4 separate regions of the Homo sapiens genome follow, and all the other regions are linked to region 4. Evidence: chromatin contacts called from ENCODE Hi-C or POLR2A ChIA-PET data. All regions are on one chromosome and are shown on one strand. The core of a region is the stretch at or near the end of the contact, and the rest is flanking DNA. Distances in the headings are between cores, read along the strand shown. Region 1 holds the start of TMBIM6 (transmembrane BAX inhibitor motif containing 6). Region 2 has its middle 3.6 kb from the start of KRT8. Region 3 holds the start of RACGAP1 (Rac GTPase activating protein 1). Region 4 holds the start of CSRNP2 (cysteine and serine rich nuclear protein 2).

Region 1 (3,594 bases), core at 652-3,151, 1.3 Mb after region 4:
TTCGAGACCAGGCTGGACAACTTGGCAAAAGCCCGTCTCTACTAAAAATACAAAAATTAGCTGGGCATGGTGGTGCGCGCCTGTCATCTCAGCTGCTTAGGAGGCTGAGGCATGAGAATTGAATGCACCAGGGAGGCGGAGGTTGCAGTGAGCCGAGATTGCACCACTGCACTCCAGCTTGGGTAAGGGAGTGAGACTGTCTCAAAAAAAAAACATAATAATAATAATAAATAAATAAATCGCTTGAGTTCTGGAGTTGGTAAGCCTGGGCAACATGGTGATACCCCATCTCCACAAAAAATACAAAAATTAGCTGGAGCTGGTGACGTCCACCTGTGGTCCTAGCTACTCAGGAGGCTGGGGTGGATCACCTAAGCCAGGAGAGGTCAAGGTTCAAGTGAGCCATGACTGCGCCACTGCACTCTAGCCTGGGCGACAGTGAGACTCTGCCTCAAAAAAAAAAAAAAAAAAAAAGAGGAGGAAGGTACTAAACCATGTTTCCACAACCAGATAAATAACGGAAGAAGCAAACTATGGATCAAAAGTACAGATTGTATTTCTCAAGGGTTCAACTATTCTGTCCCTACTGGAGGAAAGTGGCGGCAGAGAATCTAAATGTCAACATATTCTTTAGGCCAGAACAAAAATATTAGACACAAAGAATAAGAAAACACCAAAGAGTGTAAATACAATAATTACAGAAAAAAGTGTGTATACGCAGGTCATAAGAAATGTGTTTATGCAATTCCGGTATCTTTCCAGAATTCAATTCTTAAACCACACATACAAAAGATAAACTGTAAATAAATATCAATAAGTAACTAGAAAAGTCCATTTGCCATTTATTTACCTTTGACCTTAAAATCCTTGTCTGTTTCAAGCACAGTCAGCCCTTCTACTGGGTTACACATTCACAAGTTGCTAGAACACAGTCTCAAGTTCATAGTGATTTTTGTTGTGGGGGTGGTCAATGAAAGGCTGATGACCCCAAGCAGCCCGGGCTGGCACCGGGTAGTAATTCTACACTCAGTAAATATACAAAGATACCAAAGCCTACTTGTTACCACAGGTCCAGCAAGTAGGCCCAAGATAAAAACTGCCCAACGACGCCCTTGCTGAGCAGACTTAGAAAGACGCCCACAAAACCTCAAGACCAAGCAAAGCAAAGCCACCTCACCTGCCCAAAGGTAACCAATCCGAAAAGAGCGGGGCCGCCCCGTGGGCCTGGAAGGCAGCCCCAGCCCCAGACTCCTCTCACTTCCCGCCTCTGCCGTTGGCTAAGTAACTGAGGAGCCTCGCGTGTCACAGAGGAGTGTGACATCACCCGCCCGCCAGGCCCTACCTCGAGTCTTGGCTCCGGGCCGCTCACCCAGGGTCAGCCCGACCAAAGGACCCGCCCGCAGCCGAACAGCAATCGGATGGGTGGAGTTTCGCGTTCCTTCACCTCGGAAGGACGTGCTCTGAATTCGAACGATCGAAGCTAGGCCAAGGGGCCCTGCGTCTACACTTAGTAGAGGAGAAGGAGCGGGAGAAAGGAAAAGGCGGGCTGAGAAGGGGCCTTCGCCAGCGCTCTGGGGCAGAATAGAGGCCTCGACACCCCCCAAAACCCCCGCAGACTCGCCTCCGCCCCACCCCCGCTTCAGCACTGTTGCGCACGCGCAGCACTAGTTCCCTAGCTTCCCTCCACACCCTGTTTTCCCGAGTCTGGTCTCCGAGCAGGGCCTCGTTCCTTCAGGGTGCCATCTGTCCGCAGAAGGAAGCTACTGCCACTCTTGCTCAGACAGTAACTGCTAACTCCCTTTCCATTTCTCACTCCCAGTTCGCCCAGTACTAGGTTCAGACGTACCTTCCTAACCCGCCTCTCCAAGGCCTACCAGCGCTTCTAACACCGGATGTGCTCTGACTCGCCCACTTCCGCTCCCGATCTTTTACCCGGCGTTCGCCTCTCGAGGGAAACCCCGCCCTGTGGTCCGCTTAAGACCAGTCCTCATTGGCCGTTGGCCGCACTCCTGCCTTTCCATTGGCTGTACGTGCATAAACAGCGGCTGCTTAGTTCAGAGGCCTGAGCTTGTCGATCAAGACTACTGGCCACCAACCGCCTCGAAGCAAAAGGTCTCCGCTTTCTTACCGTAGTAAGCCAGGGTCACGGTGCGCTGCTGCCTCTAGTGGAGAAAGTGAAAATGGGCCGGCCCCGCCCGGGACAGCCCGACGGCTTGTGAAGGGGTAGCGCTGCAGTCTTGGGATTCTGGCTTTAGTCTTGTCATGCAGTGTTAAAGGGGGAAAGCGATTCAGAGAACACATTAAAAAAAAAAAAAAAGCGCCCTCGCAAGGGGCGATTTACTGTGAAACTAGTGGAGCGTAAGCTTCAGAGCACCTTTGAAAACACTTCGATTTCTCTAGAGTATGCGAGAAGGAAATAGCAGGATTCCAGGAGGAAAACCAGAATTTAGGAAACCACTTTCTGGAAAGATAGAACAGTTCTTTTCAGTAAAGAATACAAATATCCAGGGTATGATTCTCAGTAGGCAAACCCAGGTATGCAATTAATAGAAGTTAATTTTCGGCTGGGCGTGGTGGCTTACGTCTGTAATCCCAGCACTTTGGGAGGCTGAGGTGGGCAGATCACTTGAGGCCAGGAGTTTGAGACCAGCCTGGCTAACATGGTAAAACCCCATCTCTATTAAAAATTTAAAAAATTAGCTGGGCGTGGTGGCGTGTGCCTGTAATCCCAACTACTCGGGAGGCTGAGGCAGGAGAATTGCTTGACCCTGGAGGTGAAGGTTGCAGTGAGCCGAGATGGTGCCACTGCACTCCAGCCTGGGAGACAGAGCGAGACCCCGTCTCAAAAAAACCAAAAAAGTTAATTTTCTATAATACAACCTAATTTTTGCTGTAGTGTAGCAGGACAAGCCGCAGACAAAACCCCTCAGACACCGAGTTAAAGCAGGAAGCGGTTTATTCCGCCAGGAGCATCGGCCAAGACTCCTGTCTCAAGAGCTGAGCTCCCTGAGTGAGCAATTCCTGTCCCTTTTAAGGCCTCACAACTCTAAAGGGATCCGCTTGAGAGGGTAGTGATCGATTGAGCAAGCATGCACCGGTAATTAGATCAGAACAGGACAGGGATTTTCACAGTGCTTTTCTATACAATGTCTGTAATCTATAGATAACATAACCGATTAGGTCAGGGGTCGATCTTTAACTACGAGGCCCAGGGTGTGGTGCCTGGCTGTCTGCTTGTGGATTTCATTTCTGCCTTTTAGTTTTTACTACTTCTTTCTTTGGAGGCAGAAATTGGGCATAAGACAATATGAGGGGTGGTCTCCTCCCTTATTCCCCCACTTTGAGACTCTCACTCATTTTATTAGTGGGAGTTCTCACCTTCATCTTCACTACCTATGTCTTCCTGCATGACAGATCGATAGTGATTTATGTAGTACACTTGTGCTGAAGCATTCTGGTGAACTAGAGTAGTGATGAAACCTTTTACCATTTGAATGAGTACAGATAGTAAATAAGGGATCAGTAAGCAGGCTATTACTACTATAATTTTTATTATAAGAGTTTTAAATCCTCCTAGCACTGGGAACCATTTTT
Region 2 (3,204 bases), core at 667-3,166, 1.8 Mb before region 4:
CGATCTTGATGTGATGGAGAACCAGAGTTAAGGGGAAGGACTCTGTGGACTGAGCCATAGCTGGGACCTTCCGCCTAGGCTTCATGCTCACCCAGTGGGATGACCTTCTTGGTTTGGCATCAGTGGAGAGGAGGGTGAGAGAATGTTGAAAATGTGAGAAAGGCTGTGTGCAGTGGCTCACGCTGTAACCCTAGTACTTTGGGAGGCTGAGGCAGAAGGATTGCTTGCATCCAGGAGTTCGAGTCAGGCTGGGCAACATAGTGAGATCCTGTCTCTAAAAAAAAGAAAAAAAAGTGTGGGAGACCTCAACATCTTCAGGCTGCTGGGCTTGTGTCTCCTTCCTCCACAACAAGGCTGTGCTGTCCTCCCTCACTCTTGTTCTAATAATTTCTAATCATATCTCTTATCACAAGCAAAATTTCAAACCAGAGAACATTCACAGATTTTCATCTTCAGTGCGTAAAGCTCTATGGTGGTGGATGTGGATCAAAAGCTTTCAGAGTTGGCGGGACTTGGACATTCTAATTCAAACCCTAGCAGATGTGAGAACCCCCTCCCACTGAGCCAGTGGACAGCTGGTGAGCAAGGTCCCTCTCCATGTCTCCAGGTACAGGAGGTTGCTCCCTCTCTAGGCAGTCCATTTCCATCCTGGCTGGCTTTAATCATCAGATCCATCACTGATCAAGAGCAAAAAAGTCAGCATTTGCTAAGCTTTGACAATGAAAAATTTTAGCCTTGAGGCACATAACACAAAATTAGCAATCGAATTGACTCTATTATTCATGATGCTGCTTCCTGAGGGGTGTACCCACCACCTGTGGCTTCCTATTTAAACAAATTGTTCTGCTGTCTCTATGCTAAATGCAGCTATTTCTATACCAATAATAACATTTCAAAATGCTCCATCATTTAAAGGGATTTCGGGTGCTTTTCGGGCATTGCCTTAACCCAGAGGCAGGAAGCCTCTTTACCTGGGGCATCTAAACAAACTCTTTGCTTCTTTCCCCTGACCCCTTATGCTGGGCACAAAGCCCCTGCTTTTTATATGTAGCTCATTTATGCTTTTGTGGTTATCTTTTTGTTACAACTTTGTTGAGCTGTAATTCACATACAATATAATTCAACAATCTGAAGCTTGCAGTTCAGTGATTTTTAGTATGTTCACAGACTTGTGCAGCTTCACCATCATCAAATTTGTTTATTTATTTATTTATTTTTGAGACAGAGTTTCACTCTGTCTCCCACGCAGGCTAGAGTGCAGTGGCACAGTCTTGGCTCAATGCATGCGGCCTCAACTTTCGGGGCTCAGGTGATCCTCACAACTCAGCCTCCAGGGCAGCTGGGACTACAGGCGTGTGCCGCCATACCTGGCTAATTTTTGTATTTTTTGTAGAGACGGGGGTCTCATTATGTTGCTCAGCTGGTCTCAAACTCCTGGGCTAAAGTAATCCTCCTGCCTCGACCTCCCAAAGTGCTGGGATTATAGGTAGAGCCATTGTGCCTGCCCACCACCATCAAATTTAGAACATTCTCATCACCCCAGAAAGAAACCCTGTGCTCTTTAGCATTCATCTCCATTCCTCCCCTCCCTAGGCAACCACTAATCTACTTCCTGTCTCTATGCTTTGCCTGTTGTGCACATGTCATATAAATGGAATCATAGGGTACCTGATCTTCTATGACTGTCTCCTTTCACTGAGCATACGGGTTTCAAGGCTCATCTGCATCCAACATGCATCAGTAGTTCATTCCTTTTAATTGTAACATTAGATCGTATGGATATGCCACATTAAAGAAATCCATTCGTCATTTGGTGGACATTTGTTTTGTTCCCACTCTTTGGCTATTATGAACAAGGTTGCAGCGAATGAGATCATCAGTCCTGATCTCTAAGCAAAACTTGTTCAGATCCCGGGAGGCGGAGCTTGCAGTGAGCCGAGATTGCGCCACTGCACTCCAGTCTGGGTGACAGAGCGAGACTCCGTCTCAAAAAAGAAAAAAAAAAACTTGTTCAGACCATCTCTTCCCATGATCATGAGTGATGATAACAGCTACCTCCCCACCCCACTGGCCCCAAGACTTAATGCCACTGCTCAGGGTCTCAGGGCCTTCTCTGAATTATCCTGCACCATCAGAAGTAGGGGGCCTGGCCCTCACTCTTGGCCCACAGGGAGTGAGTGTCTCCTCCTTCCCTGGTTCACTCTCCAGGAAAGGCGGTTTGAGGCAGAGTTGTCTGGGTAGGGCAGGCACCGCAAACACGTTGTTCCCTTTTGTCCGGCAGGCAGCTGTGTGTAGACCACAATGCCTTACAAGGAGTTGTACCTGTGGGCCTGCTCCAGTCTGGTTCTCTCTTCCCTCACCACTTGGCCCTAGTCCCAGGGGCCTTCTCCTTCTGCCTTTAACCCTGAAGTCCCAGGCAGGGGCCATCAGAGAGGCCAACTCTGGCCTCTTCTCCTGCACCGAGGCTGTGCTTGGGGCATCTGGGGGAAGGTTTGGCTGGGGTCTCTGGGCAATAGAGAGATGACAAATGAGACACAAACACTTCTGGCCCTAGACGGTTCTGGGCTGCCCCAGAAAAAAAGGGCTTCCCCTGGCTGGGTAAGGTCTGGGTCAGCCCTCCAGCCTGCATACTGCAGGGTCCCTGGCAACCCCCTCTGTCCTCACCTTAAACAAGGGACACTCCTAGAACCAGGGAACCAGAAAGGTGGGGTGGAGGGGACTGGAATTTCAGGAAAGGCTTTGGGGTGCTGTTTTTTTGCTCCTTGTGCTGCCTAGATCAGGACCTGAGTGCCCCCTGCTCCCTCTAACAGCAGCGTGGGGGAGGGAAGATAGGGAGAGCGCCTGTCCTCCCTTTCCAGGGCTGCCATACCCGTCTGACCAGCCCCTCCCTCCCTCCTTCCGCCTTCCCTGTCCCAGGTTTGGCACTGGGCCCAGTCCTTCTCCCTTTGGTCTTCTGTTAAAAGCTTCTCAGCCCTGGTGGGTGCGGGTGTTTGTTGGGGAGGGGGTAGCATGCCTTCCAATCACTCTTGGGAAAATTAGGCATTGTTTAAAGGAGCTGGGAGAAGGCCTGGTGTAAATAGGTGCTAACTGAATTTCCCTTGCTCCATTCAGCATAGCAGGAGGCAGGGCCTGGGGAGGGGAGGGGAGGTGAAGGAGCCACTCACTGTGCCCGCTCTTGGGATCTATGCATTTTTCTGGAAGGGA
Region 3 (3,090 bases), core at 250-2,749, 1.1 Mb after region 4:
CCTGCTATTGTTCAAGGCCAGGTGGAGTGCTACTGTCTGTAATCCCAGTGCTTTGGGAGGCTCAGGTGGGAGGATCACCTAAGGCCAGGAGTTCAAGACTAGCCTGGACAACATAGTGAGACCCTTCTCTACAAAAGATAAACAAACAAGCAAAAGAATTACCTTGATCATGTGCCTGTAGTCCTAGGTATGAGGGAGGATCCCTTGAGTGTAGGAGTTCATATTTGCAGTGAGCTATAATTGTGCCACTGCACTCCAGCCTGCGTGACAGAGTAAGACCCTGTCTCTAAAATAAAAGTGGAGTCAAATTTTCGGGTTACAAAATTTGTGATGTGATTTTTGGATAAAATACAATTTTATATATTTATGGTGATGTTTTGATGTATGTATACACTGTGGAATGACTAAATCAAGCGAATTAATATATCCATTACCTCACATACTTTATTGAGGTGTGTGGTGAGAGCATTTAAGATCTACTCTTAGCAATTTTCAAATGCATTATACTTTGTTATTAACTACAGTCACTGTGTTGTACAATAGATCTAAATTTTCCTCTAACTGAAATTTTATATCTCTTGACCAACATCTCCCTAATCTCCCTCCCCCAAATCTGTGATCTTTCTTTTCTTTTTTTTTTTTTAAATTAAGGACCAATGTGACAGTAAGTGATCTTTCCTTTAAACCACAGCGCTTCTTGTATGCTCCAGCCAGTATTTTTCCAAATTGCGGGTAGCCATGCGTTGTTGAGTAGTGAGTTCTGGGTACTTTGCATGTAGTAAGGATGAGCAGAGTTTTCATTACCCGGTTGCAACGTAAAATGTATTTCTCACTGTGGGTCCAGAGTTTTTAAAAAGCATGAAAGCTCCTGTGCTAGCACAATGCCAAGTTCTAAATAACGTTTATTAAATGGAATTATAGTATTTTATTTTCATTTTGTATTTATTTTTGTTTTCTAGAGCTATCGCCTCCATTCGTAGCTACTGGACAGTAGAGACCATACCATCTTTATTTTTCCGATTCCCAGTGGAGTGCTTGTGATGATGTGGGCTCATTCAATGTGTGTCAAATAAAAGTCTGAATGGATACATCAATGGAAGGGATAATATAGCTCAGTGAATGTGCTTGAAACTAACTGCTGTTCTAACTCCTGGTATTCTTCTGATTCTACTGTGAGAGCTGACATTGTTCAGTTAATCGTTTCCAAGGGCCCTAGTCCCGCAGACAGTGAGACCAAGAATAATTCGCATTCAGGAAGTACCACTTGCCCTTAGTCAATATGGCATCCTGAATGACTTCCGGAAAGGGCACCGCAAAAAAAAACAAAAAAAACCGAAAAACCGTTGACATTAGTCAAAATGGCCACCTTTGGCTTCGCTTTGTCAGAATGCGCATGCTCATTCCCGTTCCCGTCACCTCCGCGTGGCCCTGACGCGTACGTCACACCGTAGAGGGACGGCGCGGGAGGAATAAATTTCTCTGTGATTGGTTGGTGAAGGTTTTCAAACCGGAGCTGTGGGCGCGGCGCTGCTCTGCCGTTGGGTGAGGCGCGGAGCGAAGTGAAGGGTGGCCCAGGTGGGGCCAGGCTGACTGAAGTGAGTAGTGGGGGTGCCAGACCAGGTGCGTCTGCCGCTGGATTGTGATAGGAAGCAGAGTGTTCGTGTGGTGAGCCGTGGCCGCCGCGGGGGTCCGGGACAGCGGGACAGCGGGACAGGCTGGCAGCCACAGCCTCTCCACTCGGGCTTTTCTGGGGTGGGGGTCGTGGCAGGTCGAATGGACGCGGCCTGGGAGGGTCGGGGGCTTCTGTCTTGGCGCCGGGTTTTGTGGAAAGCCGGGGGCGTCTTTTTGAGGTGGTGGCTGGACCAGGGCAGGAGTCATCCTAAACAAGAGTCTCTCAGTCAGATACGAGTTTAAGAGTGGTTGGAGTGACACCCCATCGTTTTCGAAGGGAAGAGCCCTGGTGTTTGAGAGGCCCGGGCGGCCTGCAGTGGAGCCCCTCTACTTCGTGGGTCTCGTATGTCTAGGGAGGCAAGGCAAGGCAATGACATCTTGTCCTTCTCATCCTGATTCTTACCCTCAGTAACAACGAGGCCTTACTTGTACACTTTCACGTACATTTCTCTTCACAGGATTTCATCCGTAGGCCGAGAGGTGTGTGTCGGAAAGTGGGGGTAGGTGGGTAGATAAGCCCTTTTTTTTTTTAAGAAAGCATTATCTTTCTAATGTGTCGGGTAAATAAGCTTTCCGAGTTATTGTAGGTGTTTAGAGAAGGCGCCTTTCCTGTAGCTTAATCATTCAATAAGTATTTATCTTTTGGAGGGGACTTAAAAAAATTTTTGTATATTTAGGGGGTACAAGTGCAGATTTCTTACATGCATATATCGCGTCGTGGTGAGGTCTGGTCTCTTAGTGTCCCCATCACTCAAATAGTGAACATTGTACCCAATACGTAGTTTTTCAACCCTCAGCCCCCTCCACCTTCCCATCTTTTGTATTCTCCAGTGTGTATTATTCCACTCTGTATGTCTGTGTACCCATTGATTAGCTTTCACTTATAAGTGAGAACATGCGGTATTTGACATTCTGAGTTATTTCACTGAGGATAATGGCCTCCAGTTCTATCCATGTTGCTGCAAAAGACGTGATTTCATTCTTTTTTATGGCTGAGTAGTATTCTGTGGTGTATGTCTGTCTATATATTACATTTTCTTTATCCAATCCTTCGTTGATGAACACTTAGGTTGATACCGTATCTTTGCTACTGTAAATTCTGCTGTGATAAATATATCAATGCAGGGGTCTTTTTGATATACTGATTTCTTTTTTTTTTTTGAGACGGAGTCTCGCTGTGTCGCCCAGGCTGGAGTGCAGTGGCGCGATCTCGGCTCACTGCAAGCTCCGCCTCCCGGATTCACGCCATTCTCCTGCCTCAGCCTCCCGAGTAGCTGGGACTATAGGGGCCCGTCACCACGCCCGGCTAATTTTTTGTATTTTTAGTAGAGACGGGGTTTCACCGTTTTAGCCAGGATGGTCTTGATCTACTGACCTCCTGATCTGCCCACCTCGGCCTCCCAAAGTGCTGGGATTACA
Region 4 (3,398 bases), core at 180-2,679:
GGGAAAGTAGAAGCAAACAAGATGACAGAACAAAATGAGGGGGCGGGGTGGGGGTCGGGGGACAAGAGAATGCAGCTCGAGCTTGCCGAGCCTTATAGTTCAAGGGAAAGACAACAAAGAAGAAACCAAGGCTATGTGTCCTTGGCAAATCACATACAACTTTTGACTTCTTAATCTTGGTTTTCCCCTTTTTTTTCTTTTTCTTTTTCTTTTTTTTTTTGAGACGGAGTTTCGCTCTTGTTGACCGTGCTGGAGGGCAATGGTGCAGTCTTGGCTCACTGCAACCTCCGCCTCCCGGGTTCAAGCCATTCTCCTGGGTCGGCCTCCCGAGGAGCTGGGATTAAAGGCACGTGCTACCACCCTCGGCTAATTTTTGTATTTTTAGTAGAGACAGGGTTTCACCATGTTGGTCAGGCTGGTCTCGAACTCCTGACCTCATGACCCGCCCGCCTCGGCCTCCCAAAGTGCTGGGATTACAGGCATGAGCCACCGCGCCTGGCGCCCTTTCTTAAAAATAGGTTGCGGAAGGGCGCGGTGGCTCATGCGTATAATCCCAGCACTTTGGGAGGCCGAGGCGGGCGGATCGCCTGGGCCCAGGAGTGCAAGACCAGCCGGGGCAACATGGCGAAAACCCCTTTTCTATTTAAATAAATAAATTAGTTTGCAAAGTTGAGAAGATTTTTTTTTTTTTTTTTTTGAGACGGAGTCTCGCTCTTTCGCCCAGTCTGCAGTGCAGTGGCGCGATCTCGGCTCACTGCAAGCTCCGCCTCCCGGGTTCACGCCATTCTCCTGCCTCAGCCTCCCGAGTAGCTGGGACTACAGGCGCCCGCCACCACGCCCGGCTAATTTTTGTATTTTTTAGTAGAGACGGGGTTTCACCTTGTTAGCCAGGTTGGTCTCGATCTCCTGACCTCGTGATCCGCCCACCTCGGCCTCCCAAAGTGCTGGGATTACAGGCGTGAGCCACCGCGCCCGGCAGCAATTTTTTTTTTTTTAAAGAAAACACTCAAAGCACTCCCTCATATAAGTAGATAACTCAAGATATTGCTTGTATTCTTTATAACCTGCGCAGGCTGCAATAAGTCATATTGCTGAAGACTAAGACCCCATGAGCGAGGAGAAGGGGGGATCATGTTCCTAATGGCGTGTGGTCAGGACACGAAAGAAAAAGGGAGCTTTGGAGGAGAATTCGTTTATTTAAGATCTGTAGCTGAGTCTCCTCTCTTCCCCCATTAAAAGGTTGCAGCAGAGCTGCCGCCTCGGGAGCCGGTTTGCGCGCCGGCTTCGGCTTTGCAGCAGTTACCGCCTACAACTCCCGGCATGCTGCTGGGTGTGGGCCGGCCCGTAGACTCCATTTCCCAGCCAGCCCCGGGTCTCGGTCAGGACGTGCCGGCGCCTATAAGAGCCAGTGCGCTGCGGCCGGATCCTATTGTTAGCCGGAGCCGGGGCGGTTCTGGGCGTCTGCTGCCGGGGGCGCCCGAGTTGCCGGAGACGCCCGGCCCTCTCTGCCTGCCGGCTGGGCTGCCCACCGCCCTCCCTCCCCGCCCTGCCGCCCTGGGAGCTCCCCGGCCGTCGCCGCGGGGCCCGGGACTCGCTCGCTCCTCCCTCCTTCCCACCGGGCTAGGGCGGCGGCGGCAGCGGGGGCGGCAGAGACCATCACGGGAGGAGGCAGCTGCGGCGGGGCCGGTAATGGGCCTAGGGGTGCGGGGCGGAGGGTGCCGCCTCGTCCTTTCTCGGGATCGGCCCTCGGGCGGCCGTGGAGGAGTGGTCAAGCCCAGAGCCGTGCGGATGGAGGGGTCAGAAATGAGAGGCTCGGACGGGAGCGGTCGGGGGGCGGGGAGGTCGGGTGCCGTTGGGAAGGAACCGAGTCGGGAAGAGGCGTGGGAGCGAGGGGCACCGAGGACGCTGGCCCGGACTGCGGGGGCAGCTCGCGGGAGACCGATGGGCGGCTTGGAAGCCTGCAGGATTGCAGATGAGGATTGAGTTCGGAATGGAGTGGAGAATGATGTAGGATGGAGGAAAGTGAAGGAAGGGGAGGGGGAACAGAGGAAAATGTGGGAGGAGTGGTTGGGAATTTGTGAGTAGCAGGCAGGAAGGGATGCGGAAGGCTGGGTAGGGGCTGCAGAGGATTGGAATGAGCGGGAAGGTTAGCAGGAATCAGAGGGAAGTGGGCCGAGAGCTGAAGGGTTCGGCAGGAGTGTTCATTAAAAGGAACTGGTGACTTGACATGTCCCTTCGCTCCGGTTCCTGATGTCTCCCATATTTCTGGCGTCGTGTGGGAAAATGAAAGCATCAATTGCCCTGGTTGCTAGCTTGATCTTTTTTCATAGGCCCAATTACGCAGCCAACTGCCACCCGTCCCTTTTAGTGCTGTGGTCTTGATTCATCCTTTTAAAGGGGTTGAGAGTGGCAGTGTGACACACAAACTGTTCTTCAGAATGAAATGCTAGAAGTTATCCCCACAAGACAACACTGTCCCCTTGTCCTGCAGTTTTCAGTTCAAGGTAAATTCATAGTTCAGATTTTTTTCTTCACTGGCTTTCTGTCTTGCAAATCCACAAAGCCAGGATGTTGGTTGTGCCGGTGTTATAAATGACTGGATATCCTTGAGAGTTAATGCAGCATCATGTTCCAGTTCCCACAAAGATCTGTCTTCCACACGATGGTAGTTTAGGCATGGAAAATTCTAACCTTGTGTTAGTGAATGGGTAAAAATCGGGGAGTGGGGGTGGTGAGTGCACGGCTTTCTTTAAACACCTAACTTAAGCGGGGGGTTTTCACTTGGGTGCTTTGTAAGTTCATGATCCTGGTGATCACAAAGACACATGGATCCATGAAATTCATGGTATATGAGAAACAACCACAGTATCTTGTAAAAGGAGAAACAGGGCAGGTCATTTTATTCAGGTTTATGGTAACACAGCAGCAAGCCTTCCTTCCAACCCAGCTACAGATGGTAGCCCTGACCATCTTACTGGAGGTTTTGATTCCTTGACCTTTAGCAGAAGGTTGGGTTCCAGTCAAGTGAAGAGGCTTTCTCCTGTGAGATGTAGCTTATTACTTTGGACTCATTTAAGAAAGAGACTTATATTACCTAAACTTTGCAAATAGATTCTTCCAGAAAATTTTGCCTGGGCAGTCCCTCTTGCTGCTCTCACATATGCTGTTTTTTTTTGTTGTTGTTGTTGTTTGTTTGTTTGTTTGTTTTGGTGGTTATAGGAATCCTTTTAGGCCTGAAAAAAACTTAGATCTAGTACTAAAATATACATATTCTGGTGGAACTGTTTATTAGGTGCTAGCCTGATGTATTCTGTGCTCTGGATCTTAACTATTTCATATAACTTTGGAAAATGTTCAGCTAGAAACTCTTGAGAAAAGACCATTAGACATGTAGCCAG

The links. Hi-C counts contacts between places; a loop is a spot of excess contacts on that map. ChIA-PET counts read pairs that join two places held with the same protein, here RNA polymerase II (POLR2A). Pooled maps may share reads with other maps.
Region 1: a loop to region 4 is called in a map of CD4-positive, alpha-beta memory T cell, with 14 times the contacts of the local background. The contact joins the promoter of TMBIM6 here to the promoter of CSRNP2 in region 4. A Hi-C loop is called at or near these places in 1 of 168 maps with a recorded cell type or tissue (CD4-positive, alpha-beta memory T cell) and 7 of 50 pooled maps. POLR2A ChIA-PET finds 5 or more read pairs at or near these places in 1 of 52 experiments (activated CD4-positive, alpha-beta T cell).
Region 2: POLR2A ChIA-PET joins it to region 4 with 13 read pairs in H1. The contact joins the enhancer-like site here to the promoter of CSRNP2 in region 4. POLR2A ChIA-PET finds 5 or more read pairs at or near these places in 2 of 52 experiments (AG04449 and H1).
Region 3: a pooled map shows a loop between it and region 4 (26-fold over the local background). The contact joins the promoter of RACGAP1 here to the promoter of CSRNP2 in region 4. A Hi-C loop is called at or near these places in 7 of 50 pooled maps. POLR2A ChIA-PET finds 5 or more read pairs at or near these places in 2 of 52 experiments (BJ and activated CD4-positive, alpha-beta T cell).

What each region holds. Positions count from the first base shown.
Region 1 is chr12:49,739,864-49,743,457 of GRCh38, reverse strand. TMBIM6 (transmembrane BAX inhibitor motif containing 6) reads right to left here and starts at 1,901. Exons shown (of 10, transcript NM_003217.3): 1 at 1,847-1,901. RefSeq lists enhancers at 1,645-1,964, 1,585-2,276, 2,205-2,334.
Region 2 is chr12:52,907,028-52,910,231 of GRCh38, reverse strand. It overlaps a transcript of KRT8 not described here. Among named protein-coding and RNA genes, the nearest start is that of KRT8, 3.6 kb to the right of the region's middle. Within about 2 kb of position 1,916, at least 14 of the 41 ENCODE cell types and tissues checked have a DNase peak (open chromatin) inside an H3K27ac peak, as active enhancers do.
Region 3 is chr12:50,023,903-50,026,992 of GRCh38, reverse strand. It overlaps RACGAP1 (Rac GTPase activating protein 1), which reads left to right and starts at 1,499. Exons shown (of 17, transcript NM_001319999.2): 1 at 1,499-1,595. RefSeq lists an enhancer at 1,547-1,636.
Region 4 is chr12:51,081,627-51,085,024 of GRCh38, reverse strand. CSRNP2 (cysteine and serine rich nuclear protein 2) reads left to right here and starts at 1,429. Exons shown (of 5, transcript NM_030809.3): 1 at 1,429-1,686. RefSeq lists an enhancer at 378-1,004 and a silencer at 1,378-1,867.